Linked DNA regions of Mus musculus: region 1 is linked to region 2. Evidence: chromatin loops called from intact Hi-C (ENCODE). Cell type or tissue: heart. All regions are shown on one strand. Each heading gives the region's core, and the rest is flanking DNA. Links, peaks and the distances in the headings are about the cores only.

The links. Peaks named below come from ENCODE experiments on the same cell type or tissue, not always from the same donor. Only the 100,000 strongest peaks of a DNase experiment are listed, where the experiment ranks them.
Region 1: a loop joins it to region 2, with 3 times the contacts of the local background. A loop is called at or near these places in 5 of 42 quality-filtered maps.

What each region holds. Positions count from the first base shown.
Region 1 is chr7:3,899,726-3,907,803 of GRCm38, reverse strand. No RefSeq gene overlaps it. Among named protein-coding and RNA genes, the nearest start is that of Gm14548, 5.6 kb to the right of the region's middle. In heart, for the core only: a CTCF peak has its summit at 3,885 (motif pointing right); no DNase peak of the experiment used is centred there.
Region 2 is chr7:3,669,029-3,677,106 of GRCm38, reverse strand. It overlaps Tmc4 (transmembrane channel-like gene family 4), which reads left to right. Exons shown (of 15, transcript NM_181820.2): 2 at 339-543; 3 at 1,536-1,681; 4 at 2,025-2,257; 5 at 2,399-2,520; 6 at 4,997-5,144; 7 at 5,666-5,833; 8 at 6,006-6,169; 9 at 7,066-7,192; 10 at 7,436-7,533. Among named protein-coding and RNA genes, the nearest start is that of Tmc4, 4.5 kb to the left of the region's middle. In heart, for the core only: a CTCF peak has its summit at 2,028 (motif pointing left); a DNase peak (open chromatin) is centred at 2,016; H3K4me3 peaks cover 221 bases.

The DNA.
Region 1 (8,078 bases), core at 1,633-5,632, 230 kb before region 2:
GTAAATACTTGCAAAAGAACATTTAGTTTTTCTAACAAGTCACACTGGTACACAAAGCACACTGAAGGGCAGGTCTCATGCCCAGCGGTACGTGGCCAACACTAAATGAACTCACTGGTATTTTCGAAGTCTGTGCTTATAATGCTTGTCTGTTACTTATATATTATGATAACCTGTCATGTGCTTTTAGAAGATCTCAGGGAATTCGTAATGTAGATGTATAAAAAAAATCATAGAACTACACACCTCACAAATGTACAGTTCTATTGACCAATGACTCCTGTATAATTAGCAAAAAGATTTTCATTGGTTTTTTTCTTCCATTTTTCCATTCTGTGTGACTACTTACATTATTGTGCCTAATGTCATTTCACTGTGAATTTCATTTTCTAATTTTTTGTGATTTAAATGCATTTATACATCAAATGAATTAGTAATGAGTACTTTGAGAATCATATAATACATAAAAATTTGTTCAACTTCTATATTCCTATCCTTTCATACCCTAAATTATCATTAATAAATATTTAATACTATCTATAACTGAGGATTCTGCATCTAATGTTGAATCCTAAATTGATTCAAAACATTCAAAATATTCTTTGGGAGTTAAGCATAGTAAAAAAGCATAAAATATTAAAAATGAATCATCAAGAAATATATTCAAAGGCCCTGATATGATACCACCTGACATAGTGAGAGAGTACTTAAAATGCATTATATTTCTGTATACAATATCTAAAAATCAGTTTACTTAAAAAAGGTTATCAGTGTTTGGAGGAGAAAAATGATTTTGTCAGTAAGTAGATTTAAAAATTTTTAGAATAGCAAAAACTCTTTGAAGTTAAACATTAAGAAAATGTTAATTGTAAGCACTATGAAAAATTATGAACAACATTTCCATGATGTTGGTAGAACATGATTTTAATAATTTCAACTGTTAATATTCAACAAACAGAATAATTCTTAAGATGTGTTTTGTTGTTATGTCTCCCTTTTCATTTCTGATTTTATAAGTTTGGATATTGTCTCTGTGCCCTCTGGTTAGTCTGGGGTGATGGTTTGTATATTCTTGGACCAGGAAGTGGTACCATCTGGAGGTGTGGCCTTGTTGGAATAGGTGTGACCTGGTGGGAGTAGGTTTGTCACTGTGGGTGTGGGCATAAGATCCTCACCCTAAGTGCCTGGAAGTTAGTCTTCCACTAGCAGCCTTTGGATGAAGGTGTAGAACTCTCAGCTCTGCCTGTACCATGCCTTTCTGGTTACTGCCATGCTCCCACCTTGATGATAATGGACTGAACCTCGGAACCTATAAGCCAGCCTCAATTAAATGTTGTTTTTTATAAGACTTGCCTTATACATGGTGTCTGCTCACAGCAGTAAACCCCTAATACATCTGGCTAAGGGTGAATTAATCTTGTTGATTTTCTCAAAGAAACAGCTCCTGGTTTTGTTGATTCTGTGTATACTTCTCTTTATTTATATTTGGATCATGTCAGCTGTGAGTTTGACTATTTCCTGCGGTCTACTCCTCTTTAGTGTATTTGATTCTCTTTGTTCAAGACGTTTCATGTGTGCTGTCAAACTGCTCATGTTATCTTTCTCCAGTTTCTTTTTGGAGGCACACTTAGAGCTATGAGTTTTCATCTTACCACTGCTTTCATTGTGTCCCATAAGTTTTGGTATGATGTGTTTTCACTTTCATTAAGTTCTAAAGAGCCTGTAATTTCTTTTCTTTATTTTCCTTGTTCAGCGTTGATATGTATGTGTGCTCTCTGTTGTTTTTGTTGGAATTTAAGACCAGGCTTAGTCCGAGATGATCTGATAGGGTTCATGAGATTATGTCAATGTTCTTGTATCTGTTGAGGCTTGTTTTGCAGCCAGTTATATGGTCATTTGTGGAGAAGGTACCTTGAGGAAGAAGGTATATTCTTTTGGTTTGGATTAAATGTTCTGTAAATATCTCTTAGATCCATTTGGTTCATAATTTCTGTTAGTTTCACTGTGTCTCTGTTTAGTTTCTGTTTCCATGATCTGTCCATTGCTGAGAGTGGAGTGTGGAAGTCTCCCACTATTATTGTGTGTGGTGTGCTGTGTGCTTTCAGCTTTAGTAAAGTTTCTTTTATAAATGTGGGTGCCCTTGCAATTGGGGCATAGATGTTCAGAATTGAGAGTTCATCTTGGTAGATTAATTCTTTAACCAGTATGAAATGTCCTTCCTTAACTTTTTTGATAACTGTTGGTTGAAAGTTGATTTTATTCGATATTAGAATGGCTACTTCAACTTGTTTTGGGAAACCGTATTCTTGGAAAATTGTTTTCCAACCTTTTACTCTGATGTAGTGTGAGCCTTTTCATACTGTCCTGTATGCATCAACATGCTGGGTCCTGTTTACATAACCAGTCTGTTAGTCTATGTCTCTTTATTGGGGAACTGAATCCACTGATGATAAGAGATATTAAAGAAAATTGATTGTTACTTCGTGTTGGTTTTGTTGTTACTTATGGAGTTATGTTTATGTGGCTATCTTCTTTGGGTTTTGCTGAAAGAATATTTTCTTGCTTTTTCTAGGGTGTAGTTTCCCTCTTTCTATAGGTGTTTTCAATCTTTTATCCTTTGTAGGACTGGATTTATGGAAAGATATTGTGTAAATTTGGTTTTGTCATGGAATATCTTGGTGTCTCCCTCTATGGGAATTGAGAGTTTTGCTGGGTATAGTGGACTGGGCTGGCATTTGTGTTCACTTAGGGTCTGTATAACATCTGTCCAGGATCTATCTTCTACCTTTAGTAGTGTCTGGTGAGAAGTCTGGTGTAATCATGATAAGTCTCCTTTATATGTTACTTGACCTTTTTCCCTTACTGCTTTTAACATTCTTTCTTTGTTTAGTGCATTTGCTGTTTTGATTATTATGTGATCGGTGGAATTTCTTTCCTGATCCAGTCTATTTGGAGTTCTGTAGGCTTCCTGTATGTTCATGGGCATCTCTTTCTTTAGGTTAGGGAAATTTTCTTCTATAGTTTTGTTGAAGATATTTATTTACCCTTTAAGGTGGGAATCTCCACTCTCTGCTATACCTATTATCCTTAGGTTTCATCTCTTCATTGTGTCCTGGGTTTCTTGAATGTTTTGGGTTAAGAACTTTCTGCTTTTTTTTCTTTCATTTTATTTGATGGTTATGTCAAGTTTTTCTATGGTATCTTCTGCACCTGATATACTCTCTTCTATGTCTTGTACTCTCTGGTGATGCTAGAATCTATGAATCCTGATCTCTTTCCTGGTTTTCTAACTCCAGGCTTGTCTTCCTTTGTGAATTCTTTGTTGTTTCTAGTGACATTTTTAGGTCTAGGATGGTTTTGTTCATTTCCTTCACCTGTTTGGTTGTGTTTTGCTATAATTCTTTATGGGACTTTGGGTTTCCTCTTTACCTGTATTCTCCTATATTTCTTTAATGAAGTTTTTTATGTCCTTCTTAACATCCTCTATCACCTTCATGGGAAGTGATGTTAGATCAGAATCTTGCTTTTCAGTAGGATGATGTATCCAGGTCTTGCTATGGTGGGAGAATTGGATTCTGATGATGTCAATTAACCTTGGTTTCTGTTGCTTATGTTCTTACATTGTCTCCCGCCATCTGATTATTTCTAGTGCTATCTGCCCTCACTATATCTAACTGGAGCCTGTCCTTCCTATGATCCTGGCACAATGGGAAAATGAACAAGACACAATGCCCTAAAGGGTTCATATCCACCAAAAAGTGTGATATCTCTGCCAGCTCTCTGCATCTGACACATCAGCACTATAGATGATGAGAGTCAGTGTTGAGAGACCATGTATGCCTCAAAGTCATCTGAGGCAAGTTCCTCACATGGAGATCATCTAACCACGAGAGGGCAGCATCTCTTCCTGCCTATGGGGAGGATAGTGTGACTGACCTCAAAACACTCTTTGTAATTCTTACCAGTGCAATGACATAACCCATCACTTACTATCAGGTCAAGAAAAACAGCTGGTCAGAAAAGAGACACCACAGTCATGTGACATACAGTTCTCAAGCATGAAAGTTCCCAAGGTTCATGAAATAGAGACTGGGTCAGAAATGGCACTTTACAATTGGATATAATGCAAAACTTGGGGTATGCCTCCGCTGTGAGAGCTTTTTAGTAAATATATTAATCATTAATTCTTGGAAGGCAAACAGAGGCATAAAATGTTGTTAACATTGTCCATCACATACTGTAGAGAACTTTTAGTTGTTGTTGTTTTGGGAAATGGCTGAATATACCCTGGGCTGATTCAAACCTCTGCTACTAAGTCCATGTGCTGGGGGATGAAATCCCACCTATGAGCAACCACATCACATCCATGCAGAGCTGGATATAAAACCCAGGCCTCTGAGGAAACCAAGAAAGTACTTTAACAACTTTTCTCATTTTTCATTTGATAGAGGGGCATGTATAGACAGCCACATAATAAGCAAGTGTGTACCTTTTCTAGGCTCAGTAACGAAAGGGGAAAAAACAAAGTAACCCCTATCTCATTACACTATGAGATAAACAGGACACATGTTACTCCTGGGCCCATCCTTCAAAGTGATGCTGAGTTAGAAGATTTCCCTCAAAGAACACATTCTTAGCACAGGATCATTACAAACGTGGAGGCTGAAAAATCCTAAGACATAGAGATGACAGATGACTACAGGAAGACTCCTCTGAGCGTGCTGAAAGCTTGCAGAGATGAGCTCACAGAGTTTGATAGTATCTAAAGCCCCATCAACAACCAATACAAACTAAACCCAGCATGGGGATGGAAAATATGAGATCCTACCCTTAGGTAGTGAGCTATTGGAACCTGAGAGCTCCGGCAAAGAGAGAGTCAGTTTTCACTTTGGGTGTGGCCAGTTATATAAGGACAGCACAAACTGGACTAAATGGTAGAAGGCAAGAGAAGATACTTAAGAGTGAAGGAAGGGCAATGGGAAAGAGAGAGAGTTAAATGAAACCACACGGCTTAATATTTTAAACAACTGATAGCTAAAATGAGGAAGAAAGAGAGAGATGGTATTCCATCAAAGATTGATAGCAGATACAAACTTACATTTCAGTGAGATTTGGAGTAATGCACTTGGTACACCAGAAGAAAAAATGGCTATCTGAGGACCAAAAAGCAAACAAACAAACAAACAAACAAAAACAAAAACAAAAATCAAGCAATTGACAAAAGATACTGTCATGAAGATTGACTCAGAAATAGAGAAGCAGCCCAATGGTTAAGAGGACTGATTGCTCTTGCAGAGGGCCTGAGTTCAAACCCAAGCACCTGTACTGTGATTCACAGAAAGTTGAGACCCAGGGAATGCAGTGATCTCTTCTGAACACAACATATTCAAGGCAAACATATGTTGTACACACACACACACACAAAAGCAAAATACTCATAGCTGTAAATTAAATAGATCTAAAATGAAATATTTAAAACATAAACACCCACACAAAACATGCCAGTCAGACATTCAGGAAGAGACACATAACAAGATGATTCAGACCACTCTAACCACTTTGACATTAAACAGAATACCTATCAATAAGGCATCAGCAAACACCACAAGCACAAGTTCACACCAAGTGCTCCATTATGAAAAAAGCCTCCAAGACACAAAGATCCCACAACAATCTCCAGGACAGGCCACTGCAGGTCACTGGACAGGTCTCTGGATTAAGAAATGAGCTCAGCTGAGCAGTGGTGGCACACACCTTTAATCCCAGCACTTGGGAGGCAGAAGCAGGTGGATTTCTGAGTTTGAGGCCACCCTGATCTACAAAGTGAGTTCCAGGACAGCCAGGGCTATACAGAGAAACCCTGTCTCCAAAAATGAAAAAAAAAAAAGAAAAGAAAAGAAATGAGCTCAGCTGGGAAGTTTTGGAGCACACCTTTAATCCCAGCACTTTGGATGCAGATGCAGGTGGATTTCTAAGTTCCAGGCCAGCCTCATCTACAGAGTGCGTTCCAGGACACCCAGGGCTATAGAGAGAAACCTTGTCTCCCAAACGTCCCCACCAAGAAGAAGAAGAAGAAGAAGAAGAAGAAGAAGAAGAAGAAGAAGAAGAGGAGGAGGAGGAGGAGGAGGAGGAGGAGGAGGAGGAGGAGGAGGAGGAGGAGGAGGAGGAGGAGGAGGAGGGAGAGGAGGAGGAGGAAGAAGAAGAAGAGGAAGAAGAAAAAGAAGAAGAAGAAGAAGAAGAAGAAGAAGAAGAAGAAGAAGAAGAAGAAGAAGAAGAAGAAGAAGAAGTGGTGGAGGAGGAGGAGGAGGAGGAAGAGGAAGAGAAAGAAGAAAAAAAGAAGAAGGAGGAGGAGAAGGAGAGGAAGAGGAAGAAGAAGGAGGAGGAGGAGGAGAAGGGGGAGAAGGAGAAGGAGGAGGAGGAGGAGGAGGAGGAGGAGGAGGAGGAGGAGGAGGAGGAGGAGGAGAAGGAGAAGGAGAAGAAGAGCTCACATCAGAAGAACCTCAGCCAGAAAGAGAAAAAAAATACACAAATTTATTAAATGAAAGGGGGAAATAAGAACTCTCATGGGATTGAACAGCATATTTCCAAACCAGAAGTGCAGGGGAAGAAACAAAAATACATTCAGGTTAGTAAGGAGGGTAAGCTGGTGAACATGGTAAGGAAAAGGGAAGATGTGGGGATAAAGACTCAATCAAAACACAGTATACACAGGAATGGGATTTATATAAACATAAAATTGTAAACACAGGCGGCAGTGTGGTGGCCCACATCTCTCATCCCTGCACTTTTGAACCATAGGGAGGAGACCTCTATGAAGGCCAGTTTAGACTGGTCTGCACAACCAGGTCCAAGTCAACCAAGACTACATAGCCAGAGACTGTCTCCATACAACCAAAAAGATAACTAAACCCATCAGCATAGGAAAAAGAAAATAGAGAAAAAATTAAAACGCCAAACATTGAAACCTACAGAGGAAATTTGGCTTGTAGCTCACAGGTAGAGTATGTGCTTAGAACACTGGAAGCTGTTCCATCAATCCCTAATGAAAAATAAACAGGAAAAATGCAATTTTCCTGAGCTCTTTCTTTTGAACTGTGCCACTGTGCAGATACAAACATGTAAATATTTGGCGAGGCACTGCACGGCAAGTCAGTCATTTTGAGGTTGAATTCAGAGACACCACTGAGGAAGTCAAGACTGAGACCCAGGACCAAGAAGTCATGTCATCAAAACTCTAGCAGCTGCCGATGCTTCCCACCAGCAGATGGAGAAAGATGAAAACCTGGATGACTACAACATCCAAAAAGATTGTCTTAGTCAGGGTTTTACTGCTGTGAACAGACACCATGACCAAGGCAACATTTAATTGGGGCTGGCTGACAGGTTCAGAGGTTCAGTCCATTATCATCAAGGTGGGAGCATGGCAGTATCCAGGCAGGCATGGCACTGGCAGAACTGAGAGTTCTACATCTTCATCCAAAGGCTGCTAGTGGAAGACTGACTTCCAGGCAACTAGGGTGAGGATCTAATACCCACACGCACAGTGACACACCCATTCTAACCAGGTCACACCTATTCCAACAAGGCCACACCTTCAGATGGTGCCACTCCCTGGTCCAAGGATATACAAACCATCACAAAGACCAACCATGCAGTTGGCATCCTCCACCAACCCCAAAGCTAGCTTCTCAAGTTTACAACTGCAACACAATGATACAGTGGTGCTCAAAAATACTGCCCATGCCTGCACCACTGTGTGTGGAACTTCAACAAGAACCATGGCAACCATCTTACCAAAAGCAATCTACAGATTCAATGCAGTCCCATCAACATTCCATTCTGCATAGATTTAGAAAGGGCAATTCTCAAATTCATCTGGAATAACAAAAAAACAGAAGATAGGGAAAATGACTCTTAACAATACAAGAATTTCTTTGGAAATCACCATCCCTGACCTCAATCTATACTATAGAGCAATAGTGATAAAAAGTGCATGGAATTGGTACAGATACAGACAGGTACATCAATGAGGTAAAATTGAAGACCCAGAAATGAACCCACACAGCTATGGTTACTTG
Region 2 (8,078 bases), core at 263-4,262:
ACCCCAGTGTGAAGGAGAAATAATGGGATCTATAGCCCTGGATCTGAGGGGAGAACCCGAGTCTGAACTCCTGGGTCTGAGGGGGGTGGCTTTAGGCCTGTACCCCTGGGTCTGAGAGAAATGGGCTGGGGCCTAGACCCCTGTATCTGAAGAAGGTTGGGGCATGGGCTCCTGGGTCTGAAAAAAGAGTCTGGGGCCTGGCTCCAGGGTCTGAGGGAGGTGGCCTGAACCCTGCACCCTTGTGTCTGAGAGATGGGCTGTGGCCTGGACTGTGGATCTGAGGGGAAAGGCTTGTGGCCTGGACTCCTCTGTCTTTCAATCCTTTGTGTTCATCCCAGGCCCATCGCTGGCGTCTGTGCTGAACGATCTCCCCAGCGCTGCTACGCTGCGATACCGCGGCCCTGGTGTGCTCCCTTGGGGAACACTGGATGAAGATGATGATGAAGGAGGAAGGAGCCTTCAGGCCTTTGCAGAAACTGCACAAATGGAATCTCACCCTTCCCGGGAACTTCCCTGGCCTATGCAGGCAAGGCGGGCACACAGGTGAGCACCTCTTTACTGACACACCCTTTCCTGATTTCAGTTATTCTGTTTACTTCCTTGCCACCAGCTTGGTAGGGTTAGCCTGGGCCGGCTCTGAACCTTGTGTTAAGAGACTCAGGAAGACTTGATCATTTTTTATTTTTGTTCCTTCTCCCAAACGTCCTTCTTGTTTTGTTTTGTTTTTTCTTTTCTACGTGTGTGTGTGTGTGTGTGTGTGTCCCTAAGATCATGCATGGGTGTGGCACAGCTTTCTTCGAAGCTCAGGGGACAACGTAAAGGAGTCAGTTCTCTCTCTCTACCATCTGAGTCTCAGGGATCAAAGTCGTTTTGACTTGGTCACAAATGCCCTTACGTGCCAACCATTTTGTTCTGTTTTGTTGAGACAAAAACAGAGTGAGGGTTGCACTCTGTCACCCAGGCTGACCTGAAAGCACTGTCTATCCTAATTTGCCCTAATCATTCTGCCCGCTGCTCCCAGTTGAGATACTACGAGCATGAATGGTGCACCACACTGCACTCATTTTCTTTCAAAAGCATGTCACTAATCTACCAGCCTGTCCTGGGACTCTCAATTCCACTGCCTCAACCTCACTGTTGGGATTACAAGCATACAAGCATGCATATACTACTAGACATGGCTCCATCATTATTTTATGTCTGGCTCCTTTTTTTTTTTTTTTTTTTTTTTGGTTTTTCGAGACAGGGTTTTTCTGTGTAGCTCTGGCTGTATTGGAACTCAGTCTGTAGACCAGGCTGGCCTCAGAAATCCACCTGCATCTGCCTCCCAAGTGCTGGGATTAAAGGTGTGCCCCCCCCCCCACCACCCAGCTCAGATTTGGTTCCTTTTTAATTGCTAAAGAGTATTCCAGTTTATGGATACAGTACCACGATGCCTGTCCTCGTTACATCGTGTTGTTTCTGTCTTTGGGTGGTTCCCAGTTTGTAGGTTCCAAACCCTTCATTTTCTGACGCTGACTCTGCTCTCTTTCTAGGAAGAGCCAGGCTACAGGGCAGCTGGCTTCTGGCTCTGAATCCAGGGCTGCCTACTGGACCCGACAGCTTTCCCGGACCAAGGGAAAAATGAAAGAAGGCTTTCAAACTATACAGCCCTGGGCATGGACGCTGAAGAAAATTGGGGGTGTGCTGGGCTTTAGAGGAAGAGGCCTGGGGTCTGAGGCTGGAGTGTGGTTTCCTGGGTCTGACAGAGAGGGGAGTGGCAATTATCCCCTGGGCCTTTGGGAAAAGGTCTGGTTCCTGCAGCCCTGGTCTGAAGGATGAAGACTAGTGCCTGAACCCTTCTGAATCAGAGAGAAGAGAACTGGAATCTGAGGGGGGAGGGCTGGTTTCTGGACCCCAGGGTCAGACCAGGAGTCAGGGCTCTGTTATAGATTTCTGGGTCTGAGGGAGGAGGGCTATGGCCAGGACTCTGGGTTGGAACTACACTGGTAAGGGACCTGAGGCCTCTCTGCTGCCCTCTGCAGGTCAGTTTGGAGCAGGCACTGAGTCCTACTTCTCCCTGCTGCGCTTCCTGCTCTTTCTCAACCTGGTGGCATCTGTCATTGAAATCTGCATGAAGCTGATCCCCACCTGGCTGGAAGGGGCTCCTCCAGGTCCCCCTGGCCCTAACATCTCTTCACCCTGTGGTTCCTATATTCCACACACTCATGGCCTGGTCGCCTTCCCCACCCAGCTTTTCAACTTGCTCTCTGGAGAGGTGGGTGCCATGGTCCCCAGAGGAACCTCCTTACTTTTGAAGCCTGGTTTCCTGGACGACACACACACAGATCACTCAGCTCCCTGATCGTTACCTCCACCCGGCCCCACTATGACCTTTGTTCTGCCTCTTCCTCCCCAGGGTTACCTTGAGTGGTCCCCTCTATTCTATGGGTTCTACCCACCCCGATCGAACCTGGCCATCACCTACCTGTGCTCCGTCTTTGCCATCAGCATCATCTACTTGCTGTGCATCCTACGACGGTTAGTGATGCCCACATCCTGATTCTGATAGGCAGGGGAAACCCACCCCCTCCCCCAGGAGTCATTTCTTCAACATTGAAATGTATTTTAAAGCCAGGAGAGGAGGCTCCAGGAGAGGAGGCTGAGGCAGGATGATTATTTTAAGTTCAAGGTCAGCCTAGGCTACAGAGTAAGTTGAAGACCGCCCTGAGCTGCACAGAAAAATCCTATCTGTCTGAGTATGTTGGCACATGCCTGTAATCTCTGTACTCAGGAGGCAGGGTAGATAGATCTTTGAGTTCAATGCCAACTTGGCTTTCTTTCTCAGAAAGAAAATGAAGGGACGGAGGGAGGGAGGGAGGGAGGGAGGGAGCACAAAACAGGCAGGCCCCTACCCCCAGTTTATCTAGTGGTAACCTAATGAGAGGTGGTTCAATACACACATGAAAGCCTGTTTAGAAGGTGTGTGACTATAATCCCAGAGTTTGGGAAGCCGAGGCACGAAGGTTACTCCAGGCTCCATCTCACAATATCCAGTGATATCAAGAAGTAGAACACAAAAAAAAAAAAAAAAAAGCCGGGCGTGGTGGCGCACGCCTTTAATCCCAGCACTTGGGAGGCAGAGGCAGGCGGATTTCTGAGTTCGAGGCCAGCCTGGTCTACAAAGTGAGTTCCAGGACAGCCAGGGCTACACAGAGAAACCCTGTCTCGAAAAACCAAAAGAAAAAAAAAAAAGAAAAAGAAAAAAGAAGTAGAACACTAGGCTGGCAAGACTTTGCAGCGGATGCGAACACTTTCTGCCAAGCCTGAGAAGCTGAGTTCCTTCCCCAGAGGCCCCATAGTAAGGAAAGGAAGCCACTTCCTCCATAGGTTGTCTTCTCACCACCACACACATGGCATGTCACACTGGTGCCATCACATAAACACACATGCACACAAAATAAATAAATGTAGAAAGAAAAATAATTAGAATACTAAGCTTACTGGCATGGCTCCTGTCTCAAATCCCAGCACTTGGGAGGTGGAGGCAGGAAGAACAGGAACTCTTTGGTTTTTTTGGGGTTTTTTTTGTTGTTGTTTTTTTTGTTTTGTTTTGTTTTGTTTTTCGAGACAGGGTTTCTCTGTGTAGCCCTGGCTGTCCTGGAACTCACTTTGTAGACCAGGCTGGCCTGGAACTCAGAAATCCGCCTGCCTCTGCCTCCCAAGTGCTGGGATTAAAGGCGTGTGCCACCATACCTGGCTGAACAAATATAAATTATGAACAAATATAAAACATGAATAAATGGATTTGGGAGCCCAGGCCTGTACTAGGTAGGTGACAGCAGGTATTAGGATCATGATTTTGAGGCCAGCTTTACCCTCATAGTGAGACCTTGTCTCAAAAGATAAAGTAGCTGGGCAGAGGTGGCACACACCTTTAATTCCAGCACTGGAGAGGCAGGTAGTTCTGTGACTCAAGGCCAGCCTGGTCTACAGAATGAAAAGCTGGGTATGACAGCAATACACACCTGTAGCCCCAGCACTGGAGGCTCGGGGAGGGCAACAGAGACAGGAGGATCCAGGGACTCAATGGCCAGCCAGTCTATCCAAAATGGTGAGTTCCATGTTCAATGAATGAGACCATTTGAAAAACAAAATGGAGAATGATAGAGGAAGACACCTAATGTGCATCACTGGCCTCCAAACACACACACACACACACAATCACCATGTATGTATGTATGCATACACCACATGCACACACATATTCCCAAGTGCATCCATACACTCATGCATACACTAAAACACACACATGCCTTGCTGGCTGGTTATGCCAGGAAAATACTTAAATATTGGGAGCTGGGAGAAGCTCTAAGATAGTTTCCTTTAAATATAGAGATTCCTTCTGATTTGCACGAGAAGGGATGTTGCCTCGGGTCCAAATACTAAGAACAGATCTCTAAAGAGATCATGTGGGAACACTCCCTAGTTGTCCTGGGGAGCACGGAGAGGCTACTGAAGGTAAACATAGTCTCTCTGTCCACTTCTGTCTTCCTCTTCCTTTGTTCTCATCCTTTCCTCCCACTCAGTCTCTCTAGGTCTTTGCCCGCCCTCAAACACTTGTCTGAATGGGCAGCTCAAGGCAGTCACTGTGTTACCCTGTCCACCTCTCAGCCTAAAACTCACTGTGTGTCCAGGAGGGCCTTTGAACCTGTAGAAATCCTCCTAACTCAGCTTCTTTTGTGCTGGGATTACAAGGCCATGCTGTCAGACCAGCTCACCTCTTCTCTAAAATGTACTTTTTTGTTCTTCTCTTGTCTCTTTCCTAGATATCTCCCTCTTTCCTCTGGAGATCTGGCAGTGTCCCCTAAATTCTCCTATCTCTTCAGTCTTTGGTTCCAAAGACTTTGTGTAACTATCTGACTTGAACAGGTGGCACCTGGTCACAGGATTTTGAGTGTATGTTCCGTAAGTAAGGTGCCCCCACCAACACTTCTCCTGTGGTCTGTTCTTTCAGTTCGGTGTCCGGGTTGAAGGAGACACTGTTGGCGGAGTCAGACATTCTGACCAGCTACAGTCACCGAGTGTTCTCAGCTTGGAATTTTGGCCTCTGCGGGGACGTGCACGTGCGGCTGCGCCAGCGCATCATTTTGTATGAACTACAGGTGTGCTCGGGGAGGTGGAGCTACCACTAAATGAGAACCAGACAAGATCCAACTAAGATAAGGAGCAAGGCATTGCTAAGAGACAGCTAAGCAGAAGCCAGGCTAGGAATGCCTGCCATGGAGGAGACTGACGGGGTGGGAGGGTTGGGGGGCTGGGACCTGGAATTCATTTAGAAAAGGGACTGAACTAAGACTGGTCCCAAGTGAAATGAGGACGTGGCTTCAAAAAGGTGAACTAGCTGGAAGTCTCATAGGAGGGGGATCCTGGGGTTCTGTGTTGGGCCAAAGAAGGGTAGGCCTTGGACAGAAGGTAGGGCGAGATTTGGAGTTCTGGGATGAACTAAGGAGTGGCAGACCTGGGATGCAAGTCCAGACTTCAGAGGCCCAGTGCCCCAAGAATTAAATGGTCCCACGGACAGCCCTGGAGAGTATGGAACAAGGAGAGGGCTATATCGGTTTAATCCGAAGAAAAGTCAGGCCTGAAGGGACGGATTTCCAGAAGCAGTCCCTATTGGCCTTAGGTGGACCTAGAGGAAGCAGTAGTCCGGCGCCGTGCTGCGGAGCAGACTCTGAGCCAACGAGCCAAGGTGTGGTCGATGAGGGCGCTGCTCAACGTGCTGGTCCTCGCGCTGCTCGGGGCGGCCTTCTATGGCATCTACTGGGCCACCGAGTACACCTTGACACTACAGGTACAGAGGGTCTTGGAGGAGGAGGAGGGTCCTTGGGTCCTAGAACTCACATTTCCACAGGTGAAGAAGCCCTGTGGCAGTGAACTGGGGTGTAGAATTCCTGGGATTTTAGGGTCTTTTAAGACAAGAAGAGGCTACAGGTGGGCTTTCAGCTCCCTTCTCTCCCTTTCAGGAGACGCCCCTTGTCCGACAGACCCCACTATTCAAGCTTCTGGTGGATTATCTACCATCCATCTTCATTTCTCTGTTCAACTTTGTGCTGCCTCCTGTGTTCAAGTTCATTGCCTCACTAGAGGGCTACACTCAAAGCCGACAGATCGTCTTGATCCTGCTTAGGTTCTGGACTCATGGGATGGGAAGGGAGTGCAGACAGAAGGGGGAAAGGGACAGGTGGAAAAAGGTTCTACAAATAAGACAGAGAAGAGCCGGGCGTGGTGGCGCACGCCTTTAATCCCAGCACTCGGGAGGCAGAGGCAGGAGGATTTCTGAGTTCGAGGCCAGCCTGGTCTACAAAGTGAGTTCCAGGACAGACAGGGCTACACAGAGAAACCCTGTCTCGAAAAAAACCTAAAAAAAATAAAAATAAAAATAAAAAAATAAGACAGAGAAGTACCCTGGAGAGATGGTTCAGAGGGTAAAGGTGCTTGCTGTGCACATCTGAGTTCATTCCTAGAACCAGTGTAAAGGCAGGAGAGAATGGACTGCACTATGGCACACACACACTTTTGTGTTTTGTTTTGTTGGGGAGGGGGTTTGTTGTTATTGTTTTTAAGACAAAAAGAGGCTGGAGAGATGGCTCAGTGGCTAAGAGCACTTACTGCTCTTAAAGAGCATCAGAAGTTAGTTCCCAGAAACCACATCAGAGAGCTCACAACTCCCTGCATATCCAGTTCCAGGGGATCAGACTCCCTCTTCTTGCCTCTGCAGGCACCAGAATGTGTGGTGCACACAAATACAAACAGGAGAACACATACACATTATATATGTGTGTATATAATGGCATATTTGTCATTTATTTACACACATACACACACACACACACATATGAATGAGACAGTGAAGTCCCATGCATATGAAATCCAGGGAGTCCTGGTCTTAAATTCTGACTCTGAGACTCAGTTCCTTCCTCTGTGAAAAGTGGGGGGCGGGTAGGAAAAATATAAAGTGGAGGAGGAGATCACGAGTGTGCATCCAGGAGGCACTACCTCAGTGTGAGTCCCTTCATCTTGCAGGACTGTGTTTTTGCGTCTGGCCTCGCTGGTGTTCCTTCTGGTCTCTCTGTGGAGTCAGATCACGTGTGGGGGAAACATGGAGGCAGAAGGATGCAAGGCCTGCGGCTATAATTACAAAGAAATTCCGGTGAGAATGCTGTGGGCACACAGGTGGCATTCTTGGGCCTAGAGGTAGGATAGGAATCCTTGAACTGGGTGGACTGTTCCTTGGTTGGAAAGAAGCTAAACATGGCATGAATACTGATAAACAGTGAAGCGCCCACCCACACAATTCACGAGTGGGGTTCTGATGTTTGCTGACAATTCGGAGCCTCAGATGCTTGGGTCTCCAGGCAGGAGAGTCTGATCTACCAATTTCTTACTTCTTCAGTGCTGGGAGACTCGGCTGGGCCAGGAGATGTACAAACTTGTACTCTTTGATCTGCTGATGGGCCTGTTGGTCACGCTGTTGGTCCAGTTTCCTAGGAAGTAAGTGTCCTTGCCCTTCCTGGTAGCCCTGCCCCTATTAGAGCAGGCCCCATCCCGATGGGATTGTTCCTATATTGTGCTCCACCTATCTTCTATTCTTTTTAACTGAGCTCTATGCATAAGCAAGGCAGTTTGTCACTGAGCTAGATATCCCAACCGTCTTTATAATTTTAAAAAAAGATTTATTTATTTTATTTATATGAGTACACTGTAGCTGTCTTCAGACACACCAGAAGAGGGCATCAGATCTCATCACGGGTGGTTGTGAGCTATGGTGATGTGGTTGCTGGGAATTGAACTCAAAACCTCTGGAAGAGCAGTCAGTGCTCTTACCCGCTGAGCCATCTCCCCAGCCCCATCTTTATAATTTTGTTTCTCTTATTTATTGGTGTGCATGTGTGTCTGTTTGTGTGAACATATGTTGTGTGCTTGTGTGTGTGTGTGGGGGGGGGTTGTCAAAAGAAGGCTTTGTATGTCTTCCTCTATCACTCTCTGCCTATTCCTTTGAGACAGGGTGTCTCTCTCAGAACCTGGTACTCACAGCC